2 separate regions of the Mus musculus genome follow, and region 1 is linked to region 2. A link is a loop called in an ENCODE intact Hi-C map of the cell type or tissue named here. Cell type or tissue: gastrocnemius. All regions are shown on one strand. Links, peaks and the distances in the headings refer to the core of each region. The heading gives the core; the rest is flanking DNA.

The links. Hi-C counts contacts between places; a loop is a spot of excess contacts. Peaks named below come from ENCODE experiments on the same cell type or tissue, not always from the same donor. Only the 100,000 strongest peaks of a DNase experiment are listed, where the experiment ranks them.
Region 1: it touches region 2 in a loop (5-fold over the local background); 3 of 42 quality-filtered maps call a loop at or near these places.

Annotation. Positions count from the first base shown.
Region 1 is chr11:46,006,744-46,023,630 of GRCm38, reverse strand. It overlaps Sox30 (SRY (sex determining region Y)-box 30), which reads right to left. Exons shown (of 5, transcript NM_173384.2): 5 at 5,639-6,656. The coding sequence ends at 6,275. Among named protein-coding and RNA genes, the nearest start is that of Sox30, 35 kb to the right of the region's middle. In gastrocnemius, for the core only: a CTCF peak has its summit at 7,349 (motif pointing left); DNase peaks (open chromatin) are centred at 5,314 and 7,343.
Region 2 is chr11:46,118,082-46,134,968 of GRCm38, reverse strand. Adam19 (a disintegrin and metallopeptidase domain 19 (meltrin beta)) reads right to left here. Exons shown (of 23, transcript NM_009616.4): 8 at 16,478-16,549; 9 at 13,383-13,549; 10 at 11,792-11,876; 11 at 9,822-9,961; 12 at 7,546-7,723; 13 at 6,094-6,183; 14 at 3,151-3,346; 15 at 433-541. Among named protein-coding and RNA genes, the nearest start is that of Mir8100, 24 kb to the right of the region's middle. In gastrocnemius, for the core only: a CTCF peak has its summit at 6,223 (motif pointing right); a DNase peak (open chromatin) is centred at 6,216; H3K4me3 peaks cover 665 bases; H3K27ac peaks cover 1,727 bases.

The DNA.
Region 1 (16,887 bases), core at 3,259-11,258, 110 kb after region 2:
AGTCGGTTCTTTCCTTTCACCATAGGTTCCAGGGACAAACACAACAGGCCAGGCTTGCATGGCATGTGCTTTTACCTGCTGAGCCATCTCGCCAACCTCTCACAAATTCTTATTTCAGGACGAGGTTCTCACTAAATTGCCCAGGCTGGATTTGAACACACCCTGTAGCACAGGTAGACACGGACCCGAGATCCTCCTGCCTCACTCTCCAAGTAGCTGGAGTAATAGACCAGAATCACCAGGACGGTGCGAAAAATAGATAAAAATAACTAAAAGAATTTCTCGGTTAATAGTTTCCAGTGTCCATGTCATCCTGGGAGGATTCTGAACCTGCTGTTTACCCCACCTCCATCTTTATGTTGTCAGGAGCAATTCTCAGTTGGGCAATTGCCTTGAGCTTACGTGTGGAAAGGCACTGAACTGTTGGACCTTGAAAGCAACATAGGCAAGGAAGGAAGGAGAGGGGAAGTTTTGCTGGTGTTATCAGGAAGTTCCCCAACACCATTTGTCAATCGTTTCCTAGTGGGCTTTACAATCACCCGGGGAGCCTTGACAAGACATAGCTTTTCAGGGCTCAGCCTTTAATAGTCAAGACTCTGGGGAATCGGGATGTTATTCTCTTTGAGGTGCCTAGGTACTACTTAGGGCACACGTGGGTCTACAGTTAGGCAGACTTGGGGAGCACTGCTTGTCTGCTGCCCAGTGAATTTCCTGGCCTGTGATGTTAAGAATGAGAGGCTGCATCCGTCATCCTGTTCACCAGTCACATCTTTCGGGTCTGTAAAACAGCACCGGTCCTGGTTGATCACAGAGGAGTTTAGATGGGAGATGTGCACACCTGCCTTGTGGGAACATAAAGCAGGAACTTGGCTCAGGCTGTGAGGGCTTTTGCATGCATCCTGGAAGACAAAAGCCTGTATTAGGAAGAGTCCGGTTCAGCTTCATGTGGCAGAGGAAACCAAGTTATTGGGGATTAGTGTGGTTAGATGTTTCTTTTGCTTTCATACAGTGTTAACAATCCACCCAGTCCAGATGTGGTGCTCATCTTGTCTTCTTGACCATTTTCAGAATGAGGCCTATAGAGTCCAAGATGGTTGCCAAGATTCCAGCCATCTCTACCATAGTCCAGATAATAGAAAGGTCACAGTGACAAAGAGAGGCATAGCATCTCCTTTTAAACATATTTTTGGGACTATCCCTTGGTATCTTAGGAGTCCAGAACTCAGCTACTTGACCATACCCTACTTCAAGGGCTGAAATAGTGTTTCAGAATGACCACATTGAATAGAATTGTAGGGTTCTGTTACCAAAAGAATGAAGGATTGCAGTCACTGGTGAGAGCTAGGATTTGTGTAAACTGAGACCTGAGGAATGAGCTGGGATCAGGCAGGGCAGACACAGAGCATGGCCCAGGAGGGATTAGAATGGTCTTCCATGAGATCTGCTCACCACCCTTCATGTTGTGGTCCAAACTGGACCTGGGGGAACTCTATGTGCCCCAGCTGCTCAGTTCTCATGCCAACAGTAACTTCCACCCAATTCCAACCTCACATCCCAGCACAGAGAAAATCCTCTTTTTGTCAGAAAGAGAGATTGCCTGGAGATTTCATCATAGGTTTGGTAGGTTAGAGCCCTTTTTCTATCTTCTGATGTTGTGGTTACATGGTTTGTAAGACAAACTTGAAAACCTTTTTCAAATGGTGCAGTGTCAAGGGGAGGTATAAGAACTGCTAAGAAGCTCATCAGATATAATCCAGCCAGATAGTGGGTAATGGGGCTGGAACCACATGGGACCTGGGGCTGGAACTCAAGATTTTTAGGCTGTGAGGCAAGCCATGTGACCACGGAGCTGTCTCAGAAGCCCCACAATAAAGTTTTATTCAGCTGTAAAGACAAATTGAAGTATGTCATCGGAAGGAAGGGAGGTGAATGGAGAGATACTGTATGAAGCAAAATAGGCCAGATTCAGTCATGTTTTCTGTCATGTGTAGAACCTAGATTTTATCACACACAGACACACACACACACACAGACACACACACACACACACCCACAGGTTGGGGGAGACTTTCAGGAAAGAGACAGGAGATTAGTGGGAAAATCGAGTAAAGGGTAGTGGGATGTGAATGTGGTCAAAGCAGGTGGGACTGCCCTTAAGAAATCCCTCACTTGGTACAGTGAATTTACCCTAATGCATTTTTCTTAAACATGTCGAATGTAGCTCCAACTTTCGCCCCAGGCAGAACTCTCCTGACAGCTGGTTGACAGCTAAAAGCACACCTGTCTCCATAAGTTCTTGGATACACTGTCATCGTTCATTAAAAACCCGGTTTAATAGCCAGCAGTGAATTACAATGATTACAAGTTTCAATTCTTTCATCTTTGAAGACTGTTAAGACACAATTTTTTTAAAAAAAAGTTTATTAAGACACTGCTTTTGTTTGGCAAAGCACTTAAGGTAACTAACTGTTGTGGAAATCCATGTGTGAAGTTCACAAACCTAAACCACCAGCTGTCACTTGTAGGCATTTTCTGAAGTGTGTCCTGGGTGATGTCACTGTTAAAACAAAAAGGGAGGGGCTGGTGAGATGGCTCAGTGGGTAAGAGCACCTGACTGCTCTTCCGAAGGTCCGAAGTTCAAATCCCAGCAACCACATGGTGGCTCACAGCCACCTGTAATGAGATCTGATGCCCTCTTCTGGTGCATCTGAAGACAGCTACAGTGTACTTACATATAATAAATAAATAAATAAATAAATAAATAAATAAATAAATAAATAAATAAACAAAAACAAAAAGGGAGTCTCAACAGGTAAGTGTGGGAACCTGAGATGTCAGACTTTTGTGATATTATGATGACAATGGATATTGCTGTCTTTCAAGTGGAGCATGACACCAGCTTCCAAAATTGACCAAATTCAGTCAGAACATCTGAAATGCTGGGGTCTAATTAGCACACCCTGAGAAACACTCCTCTCTCTTAACTTGGCTTCTCAGGAAGGCAGCCTCCCATCTCCCTGCAGTACAATGGGTTTTTAGTTTGCAAATACTTGGTGCACTTATGTCTAGAGTCCTGAACACTTTGAGTGACACCTGAAGCCTACTGACATTATAATATACTTTGAAAAGGAGTCTATTTGCATAACAAATCCCACAAAGTCCAACTTAACAAGAGCAAACAAGACAATGAGACTGTCAGAAAGCACTTGTGGCTTGGAGCACTGAGATTTCCCTCCTTAGTGAGAAGCAGATGCCCTCGAGGGATGGTGTGTATAGTATGTGGACCTCTAGTCATTGGCTTGAAAACTTGTAAGGGAACAGGTGTGAGTACTTTGTAGGTATGCATGATTGTCTGTGGTTGGTCTTCCCTAAGTAATATGCAGGTTTCTAATCCAATTTACACCGTGGTTCTAGAACCAGCCTGAACTCCTGACCTCTGATGCCAGTGTAGAGGAGAGGTGATCAAGAGATTCCCTAGCCCTAGCTAGTGCTCAGTTGTAGAAGGGGCTGGAGACATGGCACACTGGTTAAAGGCACCCCCTGCTCTTCCAGAGGACCAAAGTTCGGTTCCAGGCCCCTGTGTTGAATGGCTCACAACCTCTTGTAACTCCAGCTCTGTAAGATCCTATGCCCTTTCCTGACTTCTGCTGGCATGGCTCACAATGGCATACACACAAACAGTAATATTTATTTTTACTCCACAATGTTTATTATTACTCCACAATGAGTAATAATTCTGTTAAAACCAACAATGGAAGAAGTCGGAGGTGAAAGGCTACCCTGGAAACAGGTAATTAGGAAATGGCGAACTATGAACTTTACCTTTTTGCTGTTTTACACAGTGATTTCTTCAACCAAGCAGTCTGTAAGAGAAGGTCTATGATGAAAGCCTTTTAAACGAAATGGGATAAAACAGGTCAAGCTTTTGCATGCATTGCTCCTAGACAGCAACCGTTTAACAGTAAACACATAAATAATCTTCCTTTAGTTCACACATAAAATGACAAATGATATTTGTATCATTCAAGAAATTCAAGATTTGTTCTTTACATCAAAATTGCCTGTGCTGAACAACTAAAGAGTATCAAAGCTGGAGAGATGGCTCAACTGGGGAAGTTGCTTTGCACACTTGAGGACCTGAGTTCATATCCTCAGAATCCATGTAGAAGCTAAGCACAGTGGTGCACATCTGTAAACCAGAACTAGGGAAGTCGGAGACAGTGTGCCAGGCTCAGTGAGAGCGACTGAAGATAGCCATGCCATCCTCTGGCCTCCAGGCCTGCATTCACAGGTGCGCGCACACACACACACACACACGCACACGCACACGCGCACGCGCACACACACACACACACACAGAGTATCAAAGCTGAAGAAATTATAGACTTGCAAACATTATACCCACAACTTGAGGGTGCTGAAATGCATCCCCAACAGTAACTTTTAGTTCAGTAAGAAGGCTGCAGCTGTGAATGATACATCCTGAACACCAATCTGCTCAAATGCCTGTTCCACTATGGGACAATTATGGTTCCCAGCTGATCTGAAGTTCTAGAAGAAGCGTTCCTGGACATACTCTTGAGTCTTAAAAGATGTTCAGAGGTTTACCTCAGAAAACAAACATTTTTCCCAACAGCTTTGCAGCAATGCTTTGTCATTAACTTTCAGATGACAACAGCAAGGGCTTCTTTCAAAAATCTCATCTCCACCCTTCAGTCACTGGAAGTTCACACTTACAAGGTTTAAGAATGAAGACTTCAGTTTACACAATTTACACAGATGCCTGAGGGAAGTGTCTTGATTTGTGGCAATTTCCCACCAATTCACTTTCTTCCTTGTAGATGTTTTTTAAAATGACCTCACAGTTGGCCATCTTATTCTATTCTGAAGGGGGTCTTTTTTATTCACAAATGGATACTTGCCAAGCTATGACATCATGAATGGCATTTTTGTTGATTTTTACTATGAGTTAAGTCTATAGGTGTATAGAATTGTAAGTAAATTCCATGGTCTTCAATTCAAGAGAGATGAACCCAATATAACCCCTTTGGGGAGTGTTTAAATCATAGGCAGACTTGCACAATAGCATTAGAATATACACTGGAATATGTTTGATGGTACAATTTCAAACCTCTTGCAAACTGTGGTTTACAATGATTGGTGACCTGAAAGGATCTAGAATCACATAGGAGACAATTTTTTTTGGACTATCTGAGGAAGTTTGTAGATCAGGTTAACTGAGAGGGGACGGCATGCTCTAAATGTGGATGGCATTGTGCCATGGGCTGGGGTTTTCATCTTACAAAGAGGAAGCAAGCTTAGTCCCAGGATTCATCTGCTGCTTCTTGAGCACAGCTGGAATATGGCCAGCCACCTCAGTTCCTAATGCCATGCATTCCCCCATGATGCACTGCACCATCAAACCATGAAGCAAAATAAATCCTTCCTTGAGTTGCTTTTCTCAGGTATTTTGTTGCAGCAATGACACACGTAATTAATACACAAACCAACAGGGTTCTGTGCCACTCTGCTGCTGTCTAATAAAGTGTCTGTAGTGTCATAAAAGCTAACCACCCCTGACCCGCACTCTGTGCGCTTACCTCCCTCCTCTCAACAGAAAACATTTAACAAGAGCATTTTCATCTGTTTATTTAGTTACAACAACAATATAACAATGCATACCAAATGGGAAAGATAGTTAAAATGATGATAAAATGTTCAGTAACAGAAATGAATATATCTGAAGGAACTGCTAGGTGTCATTAAAATACATTTTTAACTTATAATTGGTTATTAGTGTAAATTAAATTTAGCAACTGAGTTCTAGTCCATGTCTACAAGTTATCAAAATATTTTCAAAATGTTACATAAAAACTGACAACATCTATAAATATATAAACACCAAAAATTTTCAGAAAAATAAAATAATGTACCCTGAGATATCACACTTGCTGTGCAGATGATATACTCACATGTGTCCTCATATGCCACAGGAGCTTTCTGAATTTTGAATTTTCCAAGATAACGTAATGCTATCACATGTTGGTGCAAATTTCAGCCATGAAAGTAACTACTTTGGATTTTAAGATCCCTACGCTGAGGCATCGGGAGTCCAGGGTCACTAAGAGAACTTGGGAAGACATGAACGGCACTTGGTCCTGACTCCTCAGATCATGGCTGAAAACACTCAGCAAAGCATTCTAGGCTTTTTTTCTCACACCAACTGACCCAGAATATATTTTAAGAAATGTTTATTTTCTGCGCATATTTTAAACTATAAATTCCTGAGCACTTTTTCTTCTTCCTCCTCGTCGCTGTCAGTGACATTGACTTGCTGGACACCAGAGGGGGCTGAGGCTGGGGCTGTGAAGACATTCTCCAAGGCTCCAATGTCCAGAGTGGGCATGGCATTCAAGTACTCTTCCCCACCGTGGCCATGGCTGCTGTAGTAAGGGGGCCCGTCCATGCTCTCACAGCTCCGAGAGTCTTCACTGTGTGTGTGCTCATCTGGATAGTCTCTGAAAGGATAGTCTCTATTTAAAGCTGAAAAGATAGCCTCATGTTTTTGGTATCTGTCTTCATAGTAACCAAGACATTCTGGCATTGAACTTGGAAAATTTCCATAGCCAAAGGGAGGCCGACTATAAGGGCACGTGCTGTGACAGAAAAACAAAAACAAAAATGACATCAGATTCTTGCCCCCAGTGCCTGGGCCACAGACTATGAGTTAAGTGCAGTCCCTGTACGGCCTGGAGAGTATTTCTTCGACATGAAGATTCCTATCCATCCCCACCCAAAACAGAGCAAAGGCAGTGTGGATGGATGCAGCCGCCGACATGATCACCTCTTCCTAGTTTCTAGCTCCTTACCTTTGATAACCAGGATAAAGATCGTCCCATCCTGGCCTCTATACTACCTCACACCACACAGTGTTGGAAATGGAAACACAAGTTGTGTGACAATGAAAAGGGCAGGCATGAAGGGTAGGAGAAGGGTTCTCCTGTTCTAGAATGTGCTGAAAGGAAGAGATGCTGAATACTGAAGCCCTGGAACAGAAAACTCCAGCTGACTTTTACAAATGACACTGTAACAAAGTACATTTAGAATAAATACTCTTTGTACTCTAAGGCATTAAAACTGATACCGCACTGTGCTTTCAAAGGGTTTTGCAAACAAACAAAACACAATGGAGCAAGACTTCAAAAAAACCATTGCAGGTTTACAAGTGACTTTTGAAAGGCAAAGCTAATAATCTTGTCATTCAAATCCAGTTGCCAATTCTCTGTAAGTAATAATCTCTTTGGAGGCGAAGAGGAAATACACAGAAATTGGGCTCGTGCGCGCCATCTAGTGACAGCCAACACTATGATCACATTCATTTGCAAAACTCCTGGAATGCCAGTCACTGCACTGCATCTTCTGAAGAAGGAAAGAGGAAGGAGGAAGCGGGCAGGGGAGAGAAGACAAAGGGAGGAAAGGAGGAAGGATGGTAGGATGGAAGGCCAGCTCTTTTCCCTTTCCAATGTATGAAGATGTACCAGACCACTGTCTCAAACTCTCGGAATATGTCCCACTCCCAAACCTTGTATTATAAGGTCCCTTGCTAACATTGAACACCGCAGATATAAGATAGTGCTTACATTTTTTTTAGGTTTACACCCATACTGCATCACTCTACTTCAGGTACTTAGGATTTAAAGCCTGTGCCCTGAGACACTGTCAATCGCTGCCATGACTTTGTTCACAGCTCTCTGCCTTCAGGCTCTTCCATCCGTTGAACTCTATGCAGAAGTCAGAGAGCATATCAAATCTACTTCCCATATAGAGTCCTCCTCTAACGCAGGCATAACTGCTCAGTTAGTAACTGTCTTTCAAAAGAGCCCGTTTCAAGGCATGGTAGAAAATTTAAAGACCTTAAATCTTGATATATACCAGACATGTGCTATAGTTTGAAACACCAATTTTGCATGACTGTACTGTATGGGAAAAACAAGTTAGTGTTATATTCTCAAGTCAATTATGACAAAGCTTGTCCAGGGTTGTACTGGTAAAAATGAATAGCTATAAAAGTATTCCCTCCATTAGGAAAAATATCTGTTAACTTGATTAGAATAATATTAGCTGATACACAGAAAGAATATTGTATGTTTCTAGGTACTGGCTGAGGATTTCGCACAGAGCAAATGGATCTTACTGACACATTTCATCCAACAGAATTGAACACATTCTTCTCAATGTCACATGAACATCCTCTCGGATAACTCATGCAGCACTTGATTTAGGGTAATGTTTTTGGGTTGGTTTTGTTTGTTTGTTTTGTCTTTGGGGTTTTTGTTTTGTTTTGTTTTTTCGAGATAGGGCTTTTCTGTGTAGCCCTGGCTGTCCTGGAACTCACTCTGTAGACCAGGCTGGCCTCGAACTCAGAAATCCGCCTGCCTCTGCTTCCCGAGTGCTGGGATTAAAGGTGTGCACCTCCACGCCTGGCTAGGGTAATGTTTTTAAAACTGAAATAATATCATGCACCTCCTCAGAACACAATGGGGCAAACTTACACATCCATAGCAGTAAGAAGAATGGAAAGTGTAGAAACAGTGGATGGGGAGCAGAAGCTAGAAAATTAAATTAACTAGAAAATTAAAGGAACATAAACATTTCCTGGCAGTAAGTGAAAACAAACCTCCCCAAACTGTGTAATATAATCAAAGAAAAATACATAGCAATATCCCCATATATCAGAAAACCAAACAACCTAAAGCCAACATTGAGCAGTGCATCTCAAGGACTCAGAAAAGCAGCAACAAAACAGACCAAAAAATAGTAGAAGCAAAGAAATAGGGAAAAAATAAACTAAAAGAAAAGATGAACAACAAGGAAAACAAGACAGACAAACTTCAAGCTAGACTACACACACACACACAGGGAGGGAGAAAGGGAGAGAGAGAGAGAGAGAGAATGAATCTCAAACAAAATCAAAGATGAAAAAGATAATGTAACAAACAGCCCAGAAACACAAAGGGTCATAAAAACTCTCCTGAGAAACTACATACTGAAATAACTCGGGCCGGGAGGCTTCTGCCTCACATTCCGCGGGGGTCACCTTGGCTCCGAGACCCCGCGGCCGGTGGTCTGCGGGTGAGAGTGTGGAACACAGAGGCAAGCAGCTTCTGGAACGGGCGAGAGCCACAGAGCCTCTGAGGCGGCGCCATTTCCAGCTCCAGACAACCGGCCACCTTCCTGGTGAGAGCACAGGGGTTCACCCGGCCCGAGAGGCTTCTGCCTCACATTCTGTGGGGGCCATCTTGGTTCCGGGACTCCGCGGCAGGCGGTCTGCGGGTGAGAGTGTGGAACACAGAGGCCAGCAGCTTCTGGACCGGGCGAGAGCCACAGAGCCTCTGAGGCGGCGCCATTTTTGGCTCCAGACAACGGGCCACCTTCCTGGTCAGAGCACAGGTGTCCGCACAGCCCGTGAGGCTTCTGCCTCACGTTCCGCGGGGGCCACCTTGATTCTGGGACTCCGCAGCGGGCAGTCTGCAGGCCAAAGCAACACAGCTTCTGGGAAAAATTCTGTTTTGGGCCTTCATCTTCGGCCAGGAGGAGGTCCAAACACCAGATAACTGTGCACCTCCCTGAAAGAGGAGAGCTTGCCTGCAGAGACTGCTCTGACCACTGAAACTCAGGGAAGAGAGCTAGTCTCCCTGGTCTGCTGATATAGTGTAACAAAATCACCAGAGGAACAATCTCTAAACAGAGACAACTATAACAACTAACTCCAGAGATTACCAGATGGCGAAAGGTAAACGTAAGAATCTTACTAACAGAAACCAGGACTACTCACCATCATCAGAACCCAGCACTCCCACTTCGCCCAGTCCAGGGCACCCCAACACACCTGAAAAGCTAGACCTGGATTTAAAAGCATATCTCATGATGATGGTAGAGGACATCAAGAAGGACATAAATAACTCACTTAAAGAAATACAGGAGAACACTGCTAAACAAGTAGAAGACATTAAAGAGGAAACACAAAAATCCCTTAAAGAATTACAGGAAAACATAACCAAACAGGTAGAAGACATTAAAGAGGAAACACAAAAATCCCTTAAAGAATTGCAGGAAAACACAACCAAACAGGTGATGGAAATGAATAAAACCATCCAAGACCTAAAAAGGGAAGTAGACACAATAAAGAAAACCCAAAGTGAGGCAACAGTGGAGATAGAAACACTAGGAAAGAAATCTGGAACCATAGATGCGAGCATCAGCAACAGAATACAAGAAATGGAAGAGAGAATCTCAGGTGCAGAAGATTCCATAGAGAACATCGGCACAACAATCAAAGAAAATGGAAAATGCAAAAAGATCCTAACTCAAAACATCCAAGAAATCCAGGACACAATGAGAAGACTGAACCTACGGATAATAGGAGTGGATGAGAATGAAGATTTTCAACTCAAAGGACCAGCAAACATCTTCAACAAGATTATTGAAGAAAACTTCCCAAATCTAAAGAAAGAGATATCCATGAACATACAAGAAGCCTACAGAACTCCAAATAGACTGGACCAGAAAAGAAATTCCTCCCGACACATAATAATCAGAACAACAAATGCACTAAATAAAGATAGAATACTAAAAGCAGTAAGGGAAAAAGGTCAAGTAACATATAAAGGCAAGCCTATCAGAATTACACCAGATTTTTCACCAGAGACTATGAAAGCCAGAAGAGCCTGGACAGATGTTATACAGACACTAAGAGAACACAAATTCCAGCCCAGGCTACTATACCCAGCCAAACTCTCAATTACCATAGATGGAGAAACCAAAGTATTCCACGACAAAACTAAATTCACCCATTATCTCTCCACGAATCCAGCCCTTCAAAGGATAATAACAGAAAAAAACCAATACAAGGACGGGAACCACGCCCTAGAAAAAACAAGAAGATAATCCCTCAACAAAACTAAAAGAAGACAGCCACAAGAACAGAATGCCAACTTTAACAACAAAAACAACAGGAAGCAACAATTACTTTTCCTTAATATCTCTTAATATCAATGGTCTCAACTCCCCAATAAAAAGACATAGAATAACAGACTGGCTACACAAACAGGACCCAACATTCTGCTGCTTACAGGAAACCCATCTCAGGGAAAAAGACAGACACTACCTCAGAGTGAAAGGCTGGAAAACAATTTTCCAAGCAAATGGTCTGAAGAAACAAGCTGGAGTAGCCATTTTAATATCGGATAAAATCGACTTCCAACCCAAAGTTATTAAAAAAGACAAGGAGGGACACTTCATACTCATCAAAGGTAAAATCCTCCAAGAGGAACTCTCAATTCTGAATATCTACGCTCCAAATGCAAAGGCAGCCACATTCATTAAAGACACTTTAGTAAAGCTCAAAGCACACGTGAACCTCACACAATAATAGTGGGAGACTTCAACACACCACTTTCATCAATGGACAGATCGTGGAAACAGAAACTAAACAGGGACACAGTGAAACTAACAGAAGTTATGAAACAAATGGACCTGACAGATATCTACAGAACATTTTATCCTAAAACAAAAGGATATACCTTCTTCTCAGCAACTCACGGGACCTTCTCCAAAATTGACCATATAATTGGTCACAAAACAGGCCTCAACAGATACAAAAATATTGAAATTGTCCCATGTATCCTATCAGACCACCATGGCCTAAGACTGATCTTCAATAACAACATAAATAATGGAAAGCCAACATTCACATGGAAACTGAACAACACTCTTCTCAATGATACCTTGGTCAAGGAAGGAATAAAGAAAGAAATTAAAGACTTTTTAGAGTTTAATGAAAATGAAGCCACAACGTACCCAAACCTATGGGGCACAATGAAAGCATTTCTAAGAGGGAAACTCATAGCTCTGAGTGCCTCCAAGAAGAAACGGGAGAGAGCACATACTAGCAGCTTGACAACACATCTAAAAGCTCTAGAAAAAAAGGAAGAAAATTCACCCAAGAGGAGTAGACGGCAGGAAATAATCAAACTCAGGGGTGAAATCAACCAAGTGGAAACAAGAAGAACTATTCAAAGAATTAACCAAACGAGGAGTTGGTTCTTTGAAAAAATCAACAAGATAGATAAACCCTTAGCTAGACTCACTAAAGGGCACAGGGACAAAATCCTAATTAACAAAATCAGAAATGAAAAGGGAGACATAACAACAGATCCTGAAGAAATCCAAAACACCATCAGATCCTTCTACAAAAGGCTATACTCAACAAAACTGGAAAACCTGGATGAAATGGACAAATTTCTGGACAGATACCAGGTACCAAAGTTGAATCAGGATCAAGTTGACCATCTAAACAGTCCCATATCACCTAAAGATATAGAAGCAGTTATCAATAGTCTCCCAGCCAAAAAAAGCCCAGGACCAGACGGGTTTAGTGCAGAGTTCTATCAGACCTTCAAAGAAGATCTAATTCCAGTTCTGCACAAACTATTTCACAAAATAGAAGTAGAAGGTACTCTACCCAACTCATTTTATGAAGCCACTATTACTCTGATACCTAAACCACAGAAAGACCCAACAAAGATAGAGAACTTCAGACCAATTTCTCTTATGAATATCAATGCAAAAATCCTCAATAAAATTCTCGCTAACCGAATCCAAGAACACATTAAAGCAATCATCCATCCTGACCAAGTAGGTTTTATTCCAGGGATGCAGGGATGGTTTAATATACGAAAATCCATCAATGTAATCCATTATATAAACAAACTCAAAGACAAAAACCACATGATCATCTCGTTAGATGCAGAAAAAGCATTTGACAAGATCCAACACCCATTCATGATAAAAGTGTTGGAAAGATCAGCAATTCAAGGCCCATACCAAAACATGATAAAAGCAATCTACAGCAAACCAGTAGCCAACATCAAAGTAAATGGAGAGAAGCTGGAAGCAATCCCACTAAAATCAGGGACTAGACAAGGCTGCCCACTTTCTCCCTACCTTTTCAACATAGTACTTGAAGTATTAGCCAGAGCAATTCGACAACAAAAGGAGATTAAGGGGATACAAATTGGAAAAGAAGAAGTCAAAATATCACTTTTTGCAGATGATATGATAGTATATATAAGTGACCCTAAAAATTCTACCAGAGAACTCCTAAACCTGATAAACAGCTTCGGTGAAGTAGCTGGATATAAAATAAACTCAAACAAGTCAATGGCCTTTCTCTATACAAAGAATAAACAGGCTGAGAAAGAAATTAGGGAAACAACACCCTTCTCAATAGTCACAAATAATATAAAATATCTTGGCGTGACTCTAACTAAGGAAGTGAAAGATCTATATGATAAAAACTTCAAATCTCTGAAGAAAGAAATTAAAGAAGATCTCAGAAGATGGAAAGATCTCCCATGCTCATGGATTGGCAGGATCAACATTGTAAAAATGGCTATCTTGCCAAAAGCAATCTACAGATTCAATGCAATCCCCATCAAAATTCCAACTCAATTCTTCAACGAATTAGAAGGAGCAATTTGCAAATTCATCTGGAATAACAAAAAACCTAGGATAGCAAAAACTCTTCTCAAGGATAAAAGAACCTCTGGTGGAATCACCATGCCTGACCTAAAGCTTTACTACAGAGCAATTGTGATAAAAACTGCATGGTACTGGTATAGAGACAGACAAGTAGACCAATGGAATAGAATTGAAGACCCAGAAATGAACCCACACACCTATGGTCACTTGATCTTCGACAAGGGAGCTAAAACCATCCAGTGGAAGAAAGACAGCATTTTCAACAATTGGTGCTGGCACAACTGGTTGTTATCATGTAGAAGAATGCGCATCGATCCATACTTATCTCCTTGTACTAAGGTCAAATCTAAGTGGATCAAGGAACTTCACATAAAACCAGAGACACTGAAACTTATAGAGGGGAAAGTGGGGAAAAGCCTTGAAGATATGGGCACAGGGGAAAAATTCCTGAACAGAACAGCAATGGCTTGTGCTGTAAGATCGAGAATCGACAAATGGGACCTAATGAAACTCCAAAGTTTCTGCAAGGCAAAAGACACCGTCAATAAGACAAAAAGACCACCAACAGATTGGGAAAGGATCTTTACCTATCCTAAATCAGATAGGGGACTAATATCCAACATATATAAAGAACTCAATAAGGTGGACTTCAGAAAATCAAATAACCCCATTTAAAAATGGGGCTCAGAACTGAACAAAGAATTCTCACCTGAGGAATACCGAATGGCAGAGAAGCACCTGAAAAAATGTTCAACATCCCTAATCATCAGGGAAATGCAACTCAAAACAACCCTGAGATTCCACCTCACACCAGTCAGAATGGCTAAGATCAAAAATTCAGGTGACAGCAGATGCTGGCGTGGATGTGGAGAAAGAGGAACACTCCTCCATTGTTGGTGGGATTGCAGGCTTGTACAACCACTCTGGAAATCAGTCTGGCGGTTCCTCAGGAAATTGGACATAGTACTACCGGAGGATCCAGCAATACCTCTCCTGGGCATATATCCAGAAGATGCCCCAACTGGTAAGAAGGACACATGCTCCACTATGTTCATAGCAGCCTTATTTATAATAGCCAGAAGCTGGAAAGAACCCAGATGCCCCTCAACAGAGGAATGGATACAGAAAATGTGGTACATCTACACAATGGAGTACTACTCAGCTATTAAAAAGAATGAATTTATGAAATTCCTAGCCAAATGGATGGACCTGGAGGGCATCATCCTGAGTGAGGTAACACATTCACAAAGGAACTCACACAATATGTACTCACTGATAAGTGGATATTAGCCCAAAACCTAGGATACCCAAGGTATAAGATACAATTTCCTAAACACATGAAACTCAAGAAAAATGAAGACTGAAGTGTGGACACTATGCCCCTCCTTAGAAGTGGGAACAAAACACCCTTGGAAGGAGTTACAGAGACAAAGTTTGGAGCTGAGATGAAAGGATGGTCCATGTAGAGACTTCCATATCCAGGGATCCACCCCATAATCAGCATCCAAACGCTGACACCATTGCATACACTAGCAAGATTTTATCGAAAGGACCCAGATGTAGCTGTCTCTTGTGAGACTATGCCGGGGCCTAGCAAACACAGAAGTGGATGCTCACAGTCAGCTAATGGATGGATCACAGGGCTCCCAATGGAGGAGCTAGAGAAAGTAGCCAAGGAGTTAAAGGGATCTGCAACCCTATAGGCGGAACAACATTATGAACTAACCAGTACCCCGGAGCTCTTGACTCTAGCTGCATATGTATCAAAAGATGGCCTAGTCGGCCATCACTGGAAAGAGAGGCCCATTGGACACGCAAACTTTATATGCCCCAGTACAGGGGAACGCCAGGGCCAAAAAGGGGGAGTGGGTGGGTAGGGGATTGGGGGTGGGTGGGTATGGGGGACTTTTGGTATAGAATTGGAAATGTAAATGATCTAAATACCTAATAAAAAATGGAAAAAAAAAAAAAGAAATAACTCGGAGCCTAGAAGCGGGATGGATCCATGAGCATCACATATAGACCACCACAACTGAGTCAATCGAGCCCACGTAGACATGGTGGTTTGTTTGTAACTCTAGGACAGAGGTGGAAGTGGCAGGAGGATTCAGGTTTGAGGCCAACTAGGATTCATACTGAGTTCAATGAAAACAGTGAAGCTGGCTATGCAGAGAAACAAAACTCGAAAAAGTAAACTGGGGCAGGGGAGAAGAAAGGAGAGGTGGAGGAAGGGAGAAAAGGAGGGAAAGTCTAAACTAAGCAAACCAGTACTGAGTCGTGAGCCTGAAGCCTTAAGTGTAAAGGACCATCTAAGACCTAGTGAATTGACTACTGACTTATGCTGTTCATTTAGAGAACTAGTTGCAATTCTTTGAGAACTTCAAAAAATTGAAATGGAAGGAACTCTGCCAAACACTTTTATAGGTCCAGCTTTTCTCAATATCCTGGTATGAAAATCAGGAAAACTATAATCCATATTTTGTATAAACATGGCTGCAAAACTTTTCAATAAAATATAATTGACCTATATTTGTTGGTACATGGAAAAGATCAAAATGATAAAGTGAAATTCAAGGATTCAACATATACAAACCAATAAGCAAAACACAGCACCACAAGTCAGGACTGTAATATATTTTCATCTCCACACATAAAGAGTGTGCAATAAGATTTAATATTTTACATGGCAGAACACTTTTACCAGATAATATATCGAAGGAGATCCTCCAAATACTAAAGGCTATGTATGCAAACCCACAGCCATATGACACTGAGCAAGGAGACTGCAAACATTTCCTCTAAGGCTATAAACCACAAAGGGATCTGACCTCACCACTCTTACTTAACACAGTACTGAAAAGTCTTAGCATGAGCATCAGGAAAGAGAAAATAGGATATCTAGACTGGAAATTACATTATCCATATTTGCATATGACATGATTTTATATGTAGAAAAAACTAAATTCCCCATCACAAAGCTATCAGAACTGAAGAATAGCATTAAGCATACAAAAATTGGGCTTTCTCTGTGCAGCCTTGGCTGCCCTTGAGTTCAGTATATGGCCATGGTTGCCCTCAAACTTGCATTCTCCCACATCATTATGATGCGTTCTAAGATTCCAAACACAGGTCATACAATGAAATTGCTGAAAAGAAAATTAAGAGATCAACCCATTCGCAAAAGCCATAAAAATGAAACATTTAGTGTAAGGTGGACAAAGAAAACTCGGTCTCTTACTAAACAGTGATGGAACAATACATGCACATGGGCAGCAAAACAACACTGCATCTCAAAAACAAAACAAAACAAGAACACTGCATCTCATCCTCTCACTGACAGCGGGG
Region 2 (16,887 bases), core at 2,848-10,847:
TGCCTCACTTTAAAAAGAAAAAAGACAGGATTTCTCTAAGTAACAGTCCTGGCTATTCTGACACTTGCTTTGTAGACCAGGCTGGTCTCAAACTGACCGAGATCCGCATGATCACCTGCCTCTGACTCCCCGGTGCCGGGATAAAGGCATGTCCAACTACCTTGTCCTGCACTTATAGGCCAGAGACTCCAAAGCAGCCTTGATCAGCTTCCTAGGAAGCAATGCTGCCCACTCCTCTTTTTCACTTCCTTAGAGCCAACCAAACAGTGAGTGCATCACCAAGCAATAGGTAGAGAACAGAGAGAGGCTTAAACTGGTGTGTTTAAAAGCCAATAGTAGGCTATCCACACCAAGTCAGGTGGGAATGAAGAGGTCAGAGCAGGGATCGATTGGCCACTCTTCCTCCCACCGGGTCAGAGCTGTGGTCCTCACCTGGGACTGCACTTCCTGTATTGGCCATTCAAGCCCTTGCCACAGTTTCCATAGGTGTCACCAGCAGCATTCACCCTCTCAAAGCAAAGATCGAGGGCAGGCCGGGCTCCTAGGTATGCAAGAAACATTTGTCAGTGCATAAGCCCGCCAGCGGCTCCCCGTGACAGAGCCAGCTAGGCTTGGGCAACGGCATGCATGACACTTCCACCATCCATCAAGGCCAATTCAGAGAAAATATTTTTAGCCTGGTTTTTAACCCTTCATTGAAGATTTGTATCTATGGCAGCTGCATGCTAAGCCTGCTAGCTAATGAAGAAGAGCTATCCTATTTCTGGACCGTAAAAGATTAGTAATTCATGCCCCAAACATTAAAAGAGCTAAAATAGATCTTTGGAGTTTTTCCTTCACATCCACCTTGTTTTCCCTCTTATATCATGGAAAAGCAACAATCTTTAGCAGTGTGTCTTTTAGAGAAGAAAATGTCTTCTCTACCTTTTGCATCCCTTAGATTTGATCTTGGGGCATCTTCTTGAAAGAACGCAGTGAAGGACGGAAGCATCGTCTCTTCTCTTTCTGCTCTGCCCTTTGGGGTTTTAGTTTGTCGGATACAGAATTCAGCCTCAGGGCATTCAGTTGTCTGACTTAAGGATGCTGCCGCTACAATTTGCAACAGTGTAACAACATCTTACAAAGCATCTTTACATCCATAAGCAAATACAACCCGAGGTTGTTTCTAAGTAGTGTACTGCCCAGCTTCTGAAAACGGAGGCAGATAGAATCCCACACCTGAATGGGGATGGAGCTCAAAAAAAAACTGGCAACACTAAAGAGATTCTAAATGTGCAATGACCCAAAACTAACTGAAAACAGAATGTGTCATGAATTCAGAGTTCACCCATGCCAAGTGTCACGTGACTTTACTACAGCTTGGCTTTCAACACAGATGCACACAACAAATGAATGCTACTGAGACAAGCTCAGACTTGAGGCTACTTTATATTATGACTGGTTATATTTTTGTTGTATGTATGTTGTCTCTTATGCAATGGATTCATTAAAGAAAACAAAAAATGTTTTCCCTACTGTCATTCCTCAGCAGATAAACTTCAGATTAATGTTAATATTATGTTAGAAAGTTTGATTTATAAAATTGCTGTTTGCGTTCCTGACTTCAGTTCCATTAAAACAAACAAAACAACAACAACAACAACAAAACACTAGCTGAGTGTGGTGCCTGCCTTTAATCCTAGCACTAGAGAGGAAGAGGCAGGTAGATCTCTAGGAGTTGCAAGCCAGCCTGGATTACGTAGTAAGTTTCAGGCAAGCAGGCCACACACACTGTCTCAAAAAATAAAGTCCCTGTCCCTGTCCCTGTCTCAAAAAAATAAAGATAAAAGTCACTGAACGAATCATGATTTGGTGTCAGATTAGAATTTCCAACCATTTCTGGTAAGGCCCTAAACATACTTCTATCACTTTTACACCACATATCGATGTGGGTTGGTGTTCCCATCCCTGACAACTATAAAATCAGCCAACTCTGAAAACTGTTTCAGACCCTCTATGTCCTGCACTTTCAACCATTTAGCCAAGACTTAATTCTCTATGTAAAAAAAAAAAAAAAAAAAAAACCAAACAAACACACCGATTTGTCAAAGTATACATTTGCTTTGGTAAAATTATATATGAAAGATTATTTTAAAATAAATTTCCTTGTGATTTATTATCAATAAATGTTTGCTGTATATACCTACTTTTATATACTCACAAATTGTTCCATGCCATGTAAAAACTTCTCAGAAAAAAAAAAAGGGTAAGTGGAAAACAATTTAAGCCTAATGTAATTAATGGAACTGGTAAATACATTAAAATTTTTGCTATCTCTAAAATGCTTTCTACATTGGTCTTTCCATACTGGCTGGTTTTGTGTGTCAAAACCACATGCTGGAGTTATCACAGAGAAAGGAGCCTCCCTTGAGGAAATGCCTCCATGAGATCCAGCTGTAAGACATTTTCTCAAGTAATGATCAAGGATGGGAGGGCCCATTGTGGGTGGTGCCATCCCTGGGCTGGTGGTCCTGGGTTCTATAAGGAAGCAGGCTGAGCAAGCCAGGGGAAGCAAGTCAGTAAGAAATATCCCTCCATGGCCTCTGTATCAGCTCCTGCCTCCAGGTTCCTGCCCTGTGTGAGTTCACGTCCTGACTTCCTTTGGTGATGAACAGCAGTATGGAAGTGTAAGCTGAATAAACCCTTTCCTCCCCAACTTTCTTCTTGGTCATGATGTTTTGTGCAGTAATACAAACCCTGACTAAGACATACCCTCCATGCTAATATATTAGGATGGTTGTTGTTATTACTATATCACTGCTGTCTTTGAGATCTGATCCATGAAAAAACCCCACTTGATGGTAGTTTCAATTTGCTTTCTCTCAATATGACTGAAGCTAAACATTTTTTGTAGCTTAAGGGTCTTTTTCATTTTCTTTTATTCTCCATTTCTGCTTCATTGGTGTGTTGGGGAGGGAGTACTATTAACTGTCTGTCCAGTGTTAGAACTAAAAGCTTCAAGGGAATATGAGAAATACTGTCACTCTTGAGCTAAGAGCATGAGATGTGGTATTTGAAGGTGTTCTAGGCCAAGCTAAAGGGCCAGCGGGGAGACAGGCTCAGAGGTGGTGGGCGGAAGAGACCATGCTCTCCATCCAGGAGGGCTCTTACCAGGTCCCCACAGCTGCTGGCACTGTTCCTGGTAAGTGAGGCACATGCCGTTGTAGCAGTAGGCCTGGCCACCCTCGCAGGGGGTGCCATCCATCTGATAATAGTTGGTGGGGCAGTGGGGAGACTTGCCGGTGCAGAACTCGGGGAGGTCACATTGCCGAACCTGCTCCCGACACTGGGTTCCAGGAGCCACCAGCTAGGTAGAGGAATGAGAAGAGAAGAGTAGTCATTTCTTCCCTGCCCCCAACCCTTTCAGCCAAGAGCTCATGAACATCCTATCTGTGGAAAACAGTTTTGACGACCTTGTTATCACCGCACTTATCACACGACTTCAATGAGCTCAAGCCATCGTCGGCCTTCGCATAAACAGTGACTGAGTTCCTTCAAACTTGTACCCACATGGACCAACTCAACGCAATTCCTTCCCACAGCAGTTGAGAAATAATGTTTCTCTAACAATCTATAGTTTTCTCTCTGCCATTACAACCATCTTTCACTTAAGTGTCACTACGACTTTATTAGTTTGCATTATAGTCTTATATAACTAAAGGAGCAAGACATAATATATTCAAAGTCACGTGGTATGTGGCAGACCAGTTTCCTGATAAGGGTACATGCCTACATGCATACATGCATATACCCACACACAGAAAATTGGCATTCATGTAGATTTTCAATTTACAACATTACTGCTTTGTTCATGTAAGTTTACAACTTCTTGGTTTGTTCTTGAAACTAGCCTCAAACCCATTATTTAACACAGACTGGCCTTGAACTCAGGGCAATCCTCCTGGCTAAGCCTCTGGAATAGCAGAACTGTAGACATGTCTCACTACATCCAGCTTGTGGCTCTAAACAGCACACCCTCAGTGGTATGCAGAGCATGGGGCTGACTGTTATCCAAATACTTCTCTCATCTGCCCCTCACAATGTCCATGAAACTGATATAGCTACTTTATATCAGCATTTCTGATGCTCATGCGGGTGTGTAGACAGAGCTGAGACTCCGGCAGTTTAAAAATTCCCCAAGTTCACACAGGTAGCGCTTTAAGTCAAGGAATCCTTTGAGAGGCTCAGTCTGAAATCCTGGAGTTGAGTGAAAGGTCACTCCGTGCTTATTCTCCAGCCTTGGTCTGAGACTTGAAGAACTCAACTCAGCATAGCCTCCCTGGGGGCTTCCATGTCAAAACAGAAGGTGTCCAAGTTCTACTGAGCCAAGTCCTACTGTGCGTTTGACCTTTGGTTCTTGTTTGCCCATGATTCCAGATCCCAGCCCTCTCTCTGGCTGCTAAGAGCAAGCATGCTCAGTAGGGTACTTGAACAACACGTGAGCACTGTGTGCGCTCGCCAAGCTGAGGGTGGGACAGGCCACAGCTCCATACTCAAACTTCTCTAGTACTCAGAGTTTCAGGTTAATAACTCAAAAGTTCAAATATCATAATAGTGTGTGCATCTAACAAATCTATATGAATATGATAGATGTGTATAATTATAAAAATATATACTACATAACCTTTAACAAGGCTCAGGATAAGCTTTATAACCAAAAATATTAATATATGGTATATTATGATGAAATAAAGTTATTTTAGGTAATCTTTTTATAAAAACTATAATTAGTCTGATATCCATTTAGGTCAGATTTTATCACCAAATCTGTTAATTTTTTTATTTATATATTTTGGGACTTCCTGACTTGTCAGATTTGGATTAAGAAGTTCTCAAGCCAGGCGTGGTGGCGCATGCCTTTAATCCCAGCACTCGGGAGGCAGAGGCAGGTAGATTTCTGAGTTCGAGGCCAGCCTGGTCTAGAAAGTGAGTCCCAGGACAGCCAGGGCTACACAGAGAAACCCTGTCTCGAAACCCCACCCCCCAAAAAAGAAGTTCTCAAATTCAGTGCTATATGACTATTAATGGTAATAGATTATTTTCCGCATTGATATTAAGAATGCATGCTTCAGAGTCAGGGAGAACTTGGGTTCAGGTCCTGACACCACCCATCTCCTAATGACCCATTTTCCTCACCTTAAAACAGAGGCAGTAATGTGTACCCCATGGGGCTGTGGGGAAGACTGAGTCAGTTAGCATATAAAATTCTCCTCCTGGTGCCCGACATCCACCACGATGGCCATTTATGTTCATCAGAATCAGGGTTTGCTTTTTCATGTGTTCAAGGAAAAATGAAGTCTCACTGGGCCTGGTGCCTTAGATCTCTCCTGGGAGATGATGTCAGCACTTGCCTGGACTCCAGAGCAAGTTCAAAGCCACCCTGAGCAATTTAGTGAGGTCTTGTCTCAAAATAAAAGAATATACATACATATACATATATTCACACACACATATATATACACATGCATATATATATACACATACATATAAAATCAAAATAAAGATATATGTACATATATCTACAAATGCACATATATATGTATGTATATAGCCCTATATCAGATATATCAACTATTTAAATAAAAAGATATATACACAGTTATATGTGTATATATCTTTATTTTGATTTTATACGTACATACATATGTATATTTTTATTTATATTTCTGCTTATATATTTATATATATATTAGTGACATATTTATATATTCATATCTTAATATAGGATATATATGTGTATATGTATTTATATGTATATGAGGTGATTTGAGCATAATGAGGCCCAGGATAGAAAATTGGTAGGCTTAGTTAAAGGGACATTCTCAGTTCCAAATATCTAACACACACCCACCCTTTCTCCCTTCTCTTCCTCCCAGTGATGGGGTTGAATCCAGAGCCCTGAGCATGAAAGCATGGATTCTTACCACAAGTGGCCAGTGATAAGAACCACCCTCCCCGGCCCTGTGTCTGAAATTTTTGATGCAGGCTGAAACCCAGCCGCCACCCACTAGGCTGTCACCTCAAAGCCTGAGGCAGAGGAAAGGAGACACTTACCTTGCACTGGTGGCAGCAGGAACCATGGGCACACTCTGCCCCTTCCTTCAGAGTGCAGTTGGAGGCATTGCAGCAAGGGTTCTTACATTCCTACAAAGGCAGCAGAAGGGCAAGAGTCAGAGCCCAGCAGGGGGCGCCCTTGCCACCTCCATTCCCCGGCCTGCCTGGCGCGCTCTGCTTCCCGTTCCCTAGAGCATCACTTGCACTTCTTTACTAAGGTAATGAGTATCTGTAAGAGAAAAGACACAAGTGCTCCATCCTCGGAGACACCACAATGTAAATGGGACTACGTGGTGATTTCGAGTAGGTATTATCCCATACTTATGTGGTCATACTGAGCTTGCAAAGTCCACCATGCCCGTCACCCTTCAAAGGACTCTCCCTATGCTGAAAGGCCAGGGCTGACCCTCACTTTTAGTTCATTGGTCTTTCACTAGTTCTTTTATTCTGAAAATTACAGGGTTAGAGTTTTAAAAGAAGGTCACAACATGGCTCAGTGGGTGAAGGCACTTGGTGCCAAGCCTGACAGCCCGAGTTTGGTCCCTGAATGCCAGGTGGTGAAGTTGGAGAGGGGGAACATACGCACACAAACACACATGAAATACGTGCAAAATAAAAACAAGAGGGCATCTCGACATGGAGAGTAATATGGCTACCTCAGTCCCATAGCTACACACTGCTTACTTACAGTTCACTAACTGTCAAGCATGGGTTAACATACTTTCTGATCTTCAAAAAATAGACACGAAACAATATAGTTCTGCTTTCCTTCTTCTTCTTCTTCTTCTTTTTCAGAAAAACATCCTTCTAATAAAGATGACAGAGCTAGGGTGTGCGCTCTCCACACTCGCTCTGAAGCCCTGATAGGAGGAGAGGACTATCCACCAAGAGTTCTGCTTCTCCTTTCTCGGCAGATCTCCCCTGACCTGACAGTACTTCCAACACTCCCTTCAAATCTTCTCTTCTCCGGGCTGGACAGCACGAGCTTGGGTTAGGGCTCCTCACCAGGCTCATGGTCATGAGCTCATCCAGCTGTGTGGCCTCCAGAAATAAATTCAGTGCAGCTGGAGGGCCAAAGACGCCATCTGGGGCTCCTCTGGGGAGGAGGAGAGAGAGCTACGTGCCCTGGGATCATGGTCTGTGGCTAGAGCAGCTGCTCAAAGGGGCTCCACCCTGATCCTGGATAGGACTGTCCTGACCACAGCTGCAGAGGCCATCGAAACGGTCCACCTGGCAGACTCACTGTCTGCCTCTGACACACAGAGGGCCTTCGGTAGTCATGTGTAAGAAGTGCTGGCAACTGGGAAAAATCTGTCCCTTTGTCCTTTCCATAGGAAGGACCGCATTGTCCTTTTGATAGGAACTTATCTGTCACATTGTGCTTTCAAATGTCCTTAAGCTCTGAAGACAATACAGATTCGTCCCTCTCTCTAGTAAGGTCCTGACACTTACCTCCTCTTCTCCACAGTCACATTCTTCACCGTCTTCCAGGTACCCGTTGCCACACCTCCGGCCTCCATACAGCGTCCTAGTGTCCGGCATGTTGGAGAGACACATCCCTCCTCCTGTCTGCAGATACCTGTCCAGCTCCTTCCTGTTACACCAACTGAACACTTTGGGGAAAGGGTGCCTGACAGAGAAGAAGGAGGCGTTAGCGGAGCTGAAGCACACCGACAGCTTGCTGTCCTGCCTGCCACTCAAGAGGCTTAGTTCACTTGGATGAAAACCCTACACACGCCCTCTGCCTCACCAGGACATTCATCAGTACACCAACTTAGAATTCTTTCACCCTGAACCATGAGATGATGAATAGGCCACACCGTTATGTTTTTCTTAAAAATGAAAAAGGCAGTTGAGAAACAGAACAGTCATTTCTGTCTTTTCAGTGAGGAAGCTGAGGTAGGTAAAGGGTGAGAGGTACATTAAGACAGGTTTCCCACCAACCAAAGAGTACACATGGAAGGACCCATGGCTCCAGCTGCATGTGTAGCAGCGGATGGCTTGTGGGACATCAATGGGAGGAGAAGCCCTTGGTTCTGTGAAGGCTTGATGCCCCAGTGTAGGGGAATGCCAGGACAGGGAAGTGGGAGTGGGTAGGTTGGTGAGCAGGGGGAGGGGGGAAAGAGGATAACATTTGAAATGTAAATAAAGAAAATGTCTAATTTTAAAAAATGAAAAAAAAAAGACAGGTTTTCATACTGAAAGCTGAACACATCAGATGGGTATTTATCTTCTCATGACAAAAAACAGAACCAGAAAGCCCAAGACCACAGATTTAATTCACTCAGGGGCTGATCTCTGTTTTCATAGCCAACTCTACTGCCCAACACCCAAATGTGTGGGCTTTATCACGGTAGTATGTACGAAAGCTCCAGTCGCCTGCACCTATGGAAACGAAAAGTGCAGCCGGTTCCTTATTCGTAGCTGCCAGCCCTGGTTTTGGTTACCCCTAGTCAACAGAGATCTGAAACTATTGAGTTGAAACATTCAAAACGGACCAATATATTTTTATTATCATCATCACTATTTCAAATGCTCTAGTTTATTATGAGTTGGTGTTTTTAACCTCTGACTGTGCCTGCTTTATACATTAAACTCATCATAGATCACAGATGTATGTAGGAAAACCACAGAGAAATACCTCACAAGATGTAAATATGGGAAAACTTCTATATCACAACATGGGTCTGTAAAGAGACCCTGGTAAAGCCCTGCCCTTAAGTCTCTAAAACAACGAAAGGTTAAACATTGAGGGCTTCTTTCAGTACTACAGTAGGTCCCCAAGGACTTTGCTACTAACCATTCAGCTATGACAGTGTGTGAATAACTTAAAAAACAGCTAGAGTAGTCATGAATTTAGCTGTCGCCCATTTGTCTACACACACTCTATTGGGATTGGCTGAGAAAGGGGTGGGCTTAACCATGAACTCAAACTCAAAAGTTATGCCGCATGTCATATCCCGCATGTCACTGCCATCCTTTGGAGTCACGGTAGTCAGGAAGTAGCGAGCAAACACTAGCACTATGAACGAGAAGGCTGCATTGAACCACCATTCTCTGGGAAGCACAAGCAAACCCTAGTGGTTTGGAATGAAGGGGTGTAATAAGGATCCTACTACATTGCCTTCCAGGGAGTGGCTCAAGTCCTGAAGAATGGCATGATGTATGCATTCAGGAACAAGATAACCCTCTTCCAAAAGCTCTGGTTTAGACAATCCTTGTAAGTGTTGGAGTCTCAGTACCTTTGTTTCATGGAATTCCTTAAGAGTGACTGGATGGCCCCTTTCTCCTTTTACTCTATAAACTACAAAGCTCCCGAAGAGGCAAGACCAAGGGTTGTGGTTGAACTGGGCATATGGGTGTGGTAGCACATACTTAAAGCCCCAAAGACTTTAGTAGTTGACGTGGGAGAGTTGCTTAAATTCACAAGTTCAAGATTTGACTGAGCAAGACTCTCACAGGTGATGTCAAAAACAAAAACAAAACAAACAAAACACGTTGAAGCCAGTTTTAGAGCTGAAAATTACAAACTATTCGTCAATCCAGACCACCTGCTCTCTGAGGAACTTAGCGTCCCACAACACATCTGCTCGCTTCTGTTTCATCTAAACATCATTTAAACTGCCTTCATCAACAGCTTGAAAGTTTCCCTGGGGCCATCTAGGCCATCTGACCCTGCACCTCTCAGCTCACTCTTCTCCCCACCGGCACCCTTCAGGTTGACTCACCCGGTGGCGGCGGCCATGATGCAGCCGCCATCGGCTGCACTGGCAGAACAGCAGTGTGCAGAATCATGGCTCATGCCAAAGTTGTGGCCAATCTCATGGGCCACAGTGGAGGCTACACCAATGGCATTCTCGGAGTGGTCCTGTTCAGAGAATTTCAAATTCAAGGTCAGGGGGTTCTTTCTGCTTTGCATGTCCTTTTCTTTTCTTTCCTTCCTCTTTCTTTCTTTCTCTCTCTCTCTTTTTTTTTTTTGCTTTATTTCTGAGTAGCCCTGGCTATCCTGGAACTCACTCTGTAGACCAGGCTGACCTCAAACTCAGAGATCCACCTGCCCCTGCCTCCTGAGTGCTGGGATTAAAGGCGTGCATCACCACCACCTGGCCTGCATGACTTTTTCTTATCTGAGCCTGACAGCGCTCCATTGATCTCCCCTAACGCTGAGCATATTGGCTCTTCATACCTTGCTTATAACAAATCTAAAGCCACTTGTCTTCATTTGAAAAGCAAATGCTCAAAAGACTGCTACCTGTGTTCTTAAAAGATGCAGACCACGAATGACCTGTGGATGCATCTCTCGGATGCATCACCTTGAATTGAGCAACAGAGACACTTGACTGGCTGCTTTCTGAGAGCACCCCTGCAGAAAGGGCCACCCCAGACAAAACTGGTACAGTGTGTGGTCCTCATCAGCAGAACAAATAGGGCTGGTGCAGCGATGTAAACCTAGAGCCCCAGCCAACTGAGAGGCTGAAGCAGGAGGGTCTTTTGAGCCCAGATGTTTGAGACTACCCTGGGCAACATAGTGAGACCCATTCCCCAAAACCAAACAGTAGAACAAAAGCAGCAAAATGGATGTTTATACCAGGCATGGTTGTGCATGCCTTTAATACTAGCTCTCAGGAGGCAGAGATAGGAGGATCTCTGTTAAAGGCTAGCCTGGTCTATGGGTGAGTTCTGAGATAGTCAGTGCTTTGTAGTGAGACCCTGTCTCCAAAAAACAACAAAAAGTGTATGTGTATATATATATATATATATATATATATATATATTCCTTTTATTATCTCACTTAATGTTTACTCTTACCCTAAGATCATAAGCCATGATCTTTACAACTAAAGACACACATTAACTCCAAAGTCGCATGGCTGCTCTTTGAAACCAATTTGACTCTAGAATCTGGGGTTTAACGTTCATGCTACCTTGTCAATAAAAATACATGATGGGTAGAGGGATAAAATAACAAATGAGCAGAGAGACGAGGCTTCCTTTATATCTCGTCCAGGTTAGAAGAGACAAGCCAAAATCCAGGGGCTAGGGATGTAGCTGTAGAGTACTGGAGGAGCATGCGTGAAGACTTGGGTTTGATCCCAGCACCACATCGAACTTGGTATGTTAGCCAACACTTGTCGTCCCAGCACTCAAGAGATGGAATCAGGAAGAACAGAACCCTAAGGTCATTTTGAGCTAGATAGCAAGCCGGAGGCTAGCCCGGTCTATACAATGAGTTCCAGGCCATCAACAGCTTCATAGCCAAAAAAAAAAAAAAAAACCCTACTCTTGCCAAGTCAGAATTTCAAAAGAGGGCAATTTCCTAACTTTGACTCTTGAGACAGGATCTCATTTCACAATGCGGTACCTAAGGACTCAAGACCCAGATGAGAAACACTTCTATCTCTGTTCACTCCCCTGCCCTCAGCTCCTGCTCTGCCTCCTCCTCCAGCCCGCTATGGAATAATACACAACCGATCTGGAGGGCCATTTTTACCACTGCTTACAAATGAACACAAAGATGAATGAAATTTTACCCCTGGCTACTATCCTTTGAACCTAAGAATTTCATCTGACACATTTGCTCTCTTTAATGCTTTTTTCTTCTGTGACTATAAATATCAAATCGGCTTTTCAAAGCTGACTTCCTCTCTTGGGAGCCATTGTCCCCTTGCGCAACATCATTGTCTTGTCTGAGACCCACCATGCTAACTCCTCCAGACTGGTACACGGAGCACATGGCCATGAGGGGGGCCAGGCCAATGGTGGTGCCTTGGAAGGACCTGCCCCTGCAGGAAGAAAAAAGACATGTAATTCAGGTGGGGGCTGAGAGAACTGTTCCCCAGGGGCAGGAGTGAATGGCTACCATGATGTGCACCGATCCCCTGACCTTCCCAGATTAGTCCCAAGAGGACAAGCCTGTTAACCCAGCCAACTGGATTTCTTTCAGGATACCACACCTCTCACCTCCTCTCACTTCCTCTCATAGTAGCAAAAAAAGGTCACTTTCCCCCTCAGAAAGTGCCCAAAGTCTCCAAAAGGAAAAAGGCAGGGCTTGAAAAGCTGTGCCCCATCCCTGATTCATAGAAAACGGCCAGACACAGGGGTCACAGGGAAGGGTGTGGTCCAGGCTGTGATGCCCAAGTGAATCATGTCCATTTCCGCCAGTGGCCAGCAGCTCAGGTCTTACCATCAGTGGCATGTGTCTTGGGGGCAAAAGCAAGGATGCTGGATGCAGCTGCGGGGCTGAGGCTGTGATCCACACATCACACAAGGACCAAGAAAGTAGCTGAGTCCCTTTGGGAGCCTCACAAACTGCAGCTGGGTGCAGGGCTAAGCTGTTTCCATCTCTGCTCCAAAATGATGGCCCTAACCTGTCAACAGCCAGTTTCTTCCAGTTTAACCTATCCCTTCTCCATCTCATCCACCCAGAGTAGGCGAGGAGAATAAATGGATGTTTGATAAATGTTTGCTTAATAAATTCAATATATGCCGATCTGAGTGTATGAAGCCCTGCTTGGCATTTCGGAGACTTGCACTTAGCTCTGGGAAGCTTTACTACCATAAACAGATTCAAAGTGTCCAATCCAAAAGTGCAGGCCAAATGTTTCAGCAAACAAAGACTTTCTCAGTGAGTGGATTGTCCTCAAGTGACCACTAAGAGTCTAGGTTTTAGGGACAGGTAAATATTGGAAATCGCAGTTATTATGAAAGGGTAAATCAAGGTATCAAGGATGAAATAATTACTGACTCGCCTATGTTATAAATAAATAAATAAATAAATACAAACAAGTAAAGGAGTTTATCATCTCTGTGCCTTTGTTGAGCACGAAGGTCCTACAGTCTACCATTTTGACCTTCCCAGGACTTCAGCCCTGAGACCCCAGAGAACGGTGTGAAGGACTTGAAGACCCATTTCCTGTATCCTGCAGTGGGAGGTCAACTGACTGTGCTCAAGAATGCCTGTTTCAGGCTAGCAACTGTGACCAAGAGTCATCTGCTCATTCCCCTAATATTCACTCCCAAGTGCCTCAGCTGCTCAGCTGATTACGGGTGAGGCTAATTGCCTCACGTGGAACTCTGCAGAGGACTGTTATCATTCTTAGGCTTTTTAACATTCTTTCAAGATGTGTTGAGTCTGAAAAAGCCTGGTTATGTGGCCCAGGGAGCAGGGTGGGGTCTTGCACAACCAACATTGGCCCCTGTGAAAGGAAGGGTGAATTTCGCACCCCTTACGGCAGGCAGGGGTTCTGCAGACAAAGCTGATACCACAAGACCAGAAAAGGGCTGCTTACGTGATTAGCTGAGCATTGTCATGGCTCTTCTGAGCAAGCAGCTTGCGCCTCCAACTAAGAAAGGACCAGAGGGTAGAGTAGGGATTCTCTGAAACTTCACACTTATCCCCATGCGTCCACACCTCCAAGCCGACAAGTGCAATTCGGATGTTCAGGGAGCGGTAAAACTGAAAAGACACCAAAAGGCCAGTTTCTCTCACCATCCGACCTAGGAGCTCAGAGCACAGATGCTGAGATTGCTCTCTGGCTCTAGAAATCGGGAAATACGACCTTCAGAGGGATGCATTCTGGTGGTCAAACTGGAGTATCTGGCTTAGAAAACAGGTTAAAAAAAAAAGTAGAGGGAACAACACCCTAACCATCAAGGGGTTCTTTGGTGGACCTGACCAATGCTACCGTGTCAGTGTTGCATGTACATGTGACCTGTGTGTGCACATAATACATGTACATGTGTCTTCTGTGTGTGCATATACACACGAAGTCCCAAGGTTCATGTTACCTTCCTCCGTTTATTCTCCATGTTATTTTTTCAGACAGGGTCTCTCACTAAATCAGGAACTAACTGATTAACCCTAACTGGTTGGCTTGAGAGGTCCAAGGATGGCCTGTCTCTGTCCCCTGCCTCCCCCACCAGCCACATGGCTATAGGTTCATGACACCATGCCTGGCTTTTAGATGGGTGGTGGGGCTTAGGTCCTTATGTACCCAGCAGATACTTTACATACTGCGTCATCTCCCCAGCCCATGAGTGACTTAAAAAAAAAAAAAAAAAAAAAAAACCACATAACACAGAAGCCACAAAGGGATTAGATCACCCCAATCTAAAAATGGTGGGTTCCTTCCCAGCTAAAATTAATAACTGGTGGTCCCGCTGTTCATCAAGCACTTGTCATGAAGAAGGAAGGGTACTGAGGCTTAGAGGAGTTGAGACATTGCCCAAAATCTCAGCAGAAACACTCTGGAGCCAAGATGAACCAGATTATACTCCCAGGGCCCTTGTGACCATCTGCTGCTGAAGAGCTGGGATCATATAATATGTATATAACAATAAAGTACACACACACACACACACACACACACACACACGCGCACGCACACATTCGCATCCTTCTCTTGCCCCCAGGAAACTGCAGTCTAGATGGGCTCCTGGTTCCTCTGTCTTTGCCACATCTATCATCACAGAAAAACCCGAAGCATCTGAATTTGCTTCACTCAGGAACTTTTTAAGGGAAGTCAACTTGGCTTTTCTTACGCCTCAGAGAAAACAGGGCCCGTGGATTGGGCCCCTGATTCAGCAAATGTGTAGAGTTCTTCCAGTTTTAGCTCTAAAATGTTCAGTCCAAGTAACTGGCTCAGCAGACTTAGGAGGAGCCCATGTGCCTCACCCTAAACCACGCGTGCCGGAGGGAAGTTGGGGGCTTGGATGACCATCCACAAGGCACAGGGTTTCCACCGACACCCGGGGTGTGCGGCTACCCTCTTTTCCCTCCGCATCTTTGCTTTTTCTGTAGTTATTATTGTTTATTTGTTTGATGTGTTTACTGACATACCACTTCCATTTCTCATCAGTGCTTAGAGGTAGGCTCTAATCACCCAGTGCAGGAAGAAAATTCCTAGAGCCAGCCAGCCAAGCCCTGCACCTCCCCTGAGTCGGGTCTGGGACAATGGTTGCTACACAGGTGGCGGTAGGATCAGCTTCCTGTATCCCCAGGGAAAACACACTTCTCCAGATGTTGGGTGTTTGGTTACAGGATCGCTGAGACGCTATTGCTGGTGAGTTAGGAGCTGGACACAGGACTCTACTGTGTCCCTAGAATCCTTCCCTCCAGGAAAGGCTAGTGTTTGGCTTTCACCTGTTACATACCAGTGGCCTCTTTCCACAGCTGTTGAGGGCAGAGAAAAAAAAATACAAGGCTGTGAACTTTTCATCTAGTAATTCCACAGCAATCAACTCTGCCTTTTAAGCCCTGAAAGTTTAATTTTTAACATTTGTTTGTTTGTTTGTTTATGGTTTTTAGAGACAAGGTTTCTCTGTGTAGCCCTGGCTATTCTGGAAACTCACTTTGTAGAGCAGGCTGGCCTTGAGCTCAGAGACCTGCCTCTGCCTCCCCAGTGCTGGGATTAAAGGTATGTATCACCACCGCCCAGTTTGAAAGTTTCTAATTTCTATTTGTTATCGGATGAACCATCTCTCCAGCCTGAGATCTAGGATCCGTGAACCTCTCGCTGGCCAAGAAAGCCTTCAAAGTTCTACAGGTCCTGAAGTGGTTATCAGAGTCTCAAAGAGACAAGAGACCCCAGGGCTGGGACTGTCAGCCACTGGCAAACATGCAACCTTAGTTCTACCCACCAGGACTGCCCCTTAAAAGGAGGCACATGACCAAACACGTCAAAGCTTTGCTTGTGGAGAGGAGCTGCCATTGCAAAGTTTTGTTCTCTGCCTTTTGTGCTAGAACTTGCTTTCGCATAGAATACTTCACGGTCTGAGAATACCCCATGAGTGCAGCTCAAACTTCTGTGAATTTCCTAAGTGCATGGTTGAAACAACCCGACTGAAGAAGTATAACTATTCGTAGTCTCCCTAGAAACATCCCGATCCACTTCAACATCTAAGTCAAAGAATCCCCGGGCTTTCACCCAGAGGGAACACATCCTTGATGCCTTTTAAACTGGGCTCTCCCTTGCTCAGTGTGCCTCAAAACCCACTTCATTTGTGAGAAAGGTCAGGGGGTCAGAGCCAGGCGCATGTCTGTTTCCAGCCATCTGCTTCCATGTGACTTTTACATGGGCAGGGGCACAAGATGTCATTTTTGAAACATGATTTCCATCAGAAAACTATAAACATAACTGAAAGCCACTGACTTAAGCCAGTGCTTGTAGTTTATAAATTAAAACAGAGAAAAACAAAAGGCCCCCAAACACTCACACAAACCAACAAAAGACAAAAACCTGACCCAAGAAGCTGAGTTGTTTGCCTCTGGTTGATAGCTCAGGGTCCCAAATCAGCAACAAGAGCTCAGGTGTGTGTGACTTCTTGCCCTGCAGACTGTCTGAGGTGCAGCAATCTCCCCCAGAAAGTACACACCTGGTCTCACCTTATCAACATAGTTGGCAATCTCCATGAGCTTGCGTTTGGTGGCATCCTGGTCATGTCGATTCTTCTGAAACTAAACAGGACAAACAGAACCAGGTGAGACAGACCCCTCCACAGCTCTCACCCAAGGGTCTTCCGTGTGCAGTCATTTTTCAGTAATAGCCCTTCCCATGGCTCTCAGCAGGAAGAACCTGAGTGAGATCTATCTTGGCTACCTCCATCTCCCAGGGCAAGGAAGCAACCAGAGCAGATGTGATTATCTTCTTCCAGCCCCTTCAGGTAGTTATTTTCCTGACTTTATATTACAATGCTTCCGGTTAGCTCACTGATCAATCAGAGGAGGGAATGGTCTCTTTGCTTTGCTCATCAACCCAATAGGAAGCCACCATCACACATCTTATAAGGCTTTCT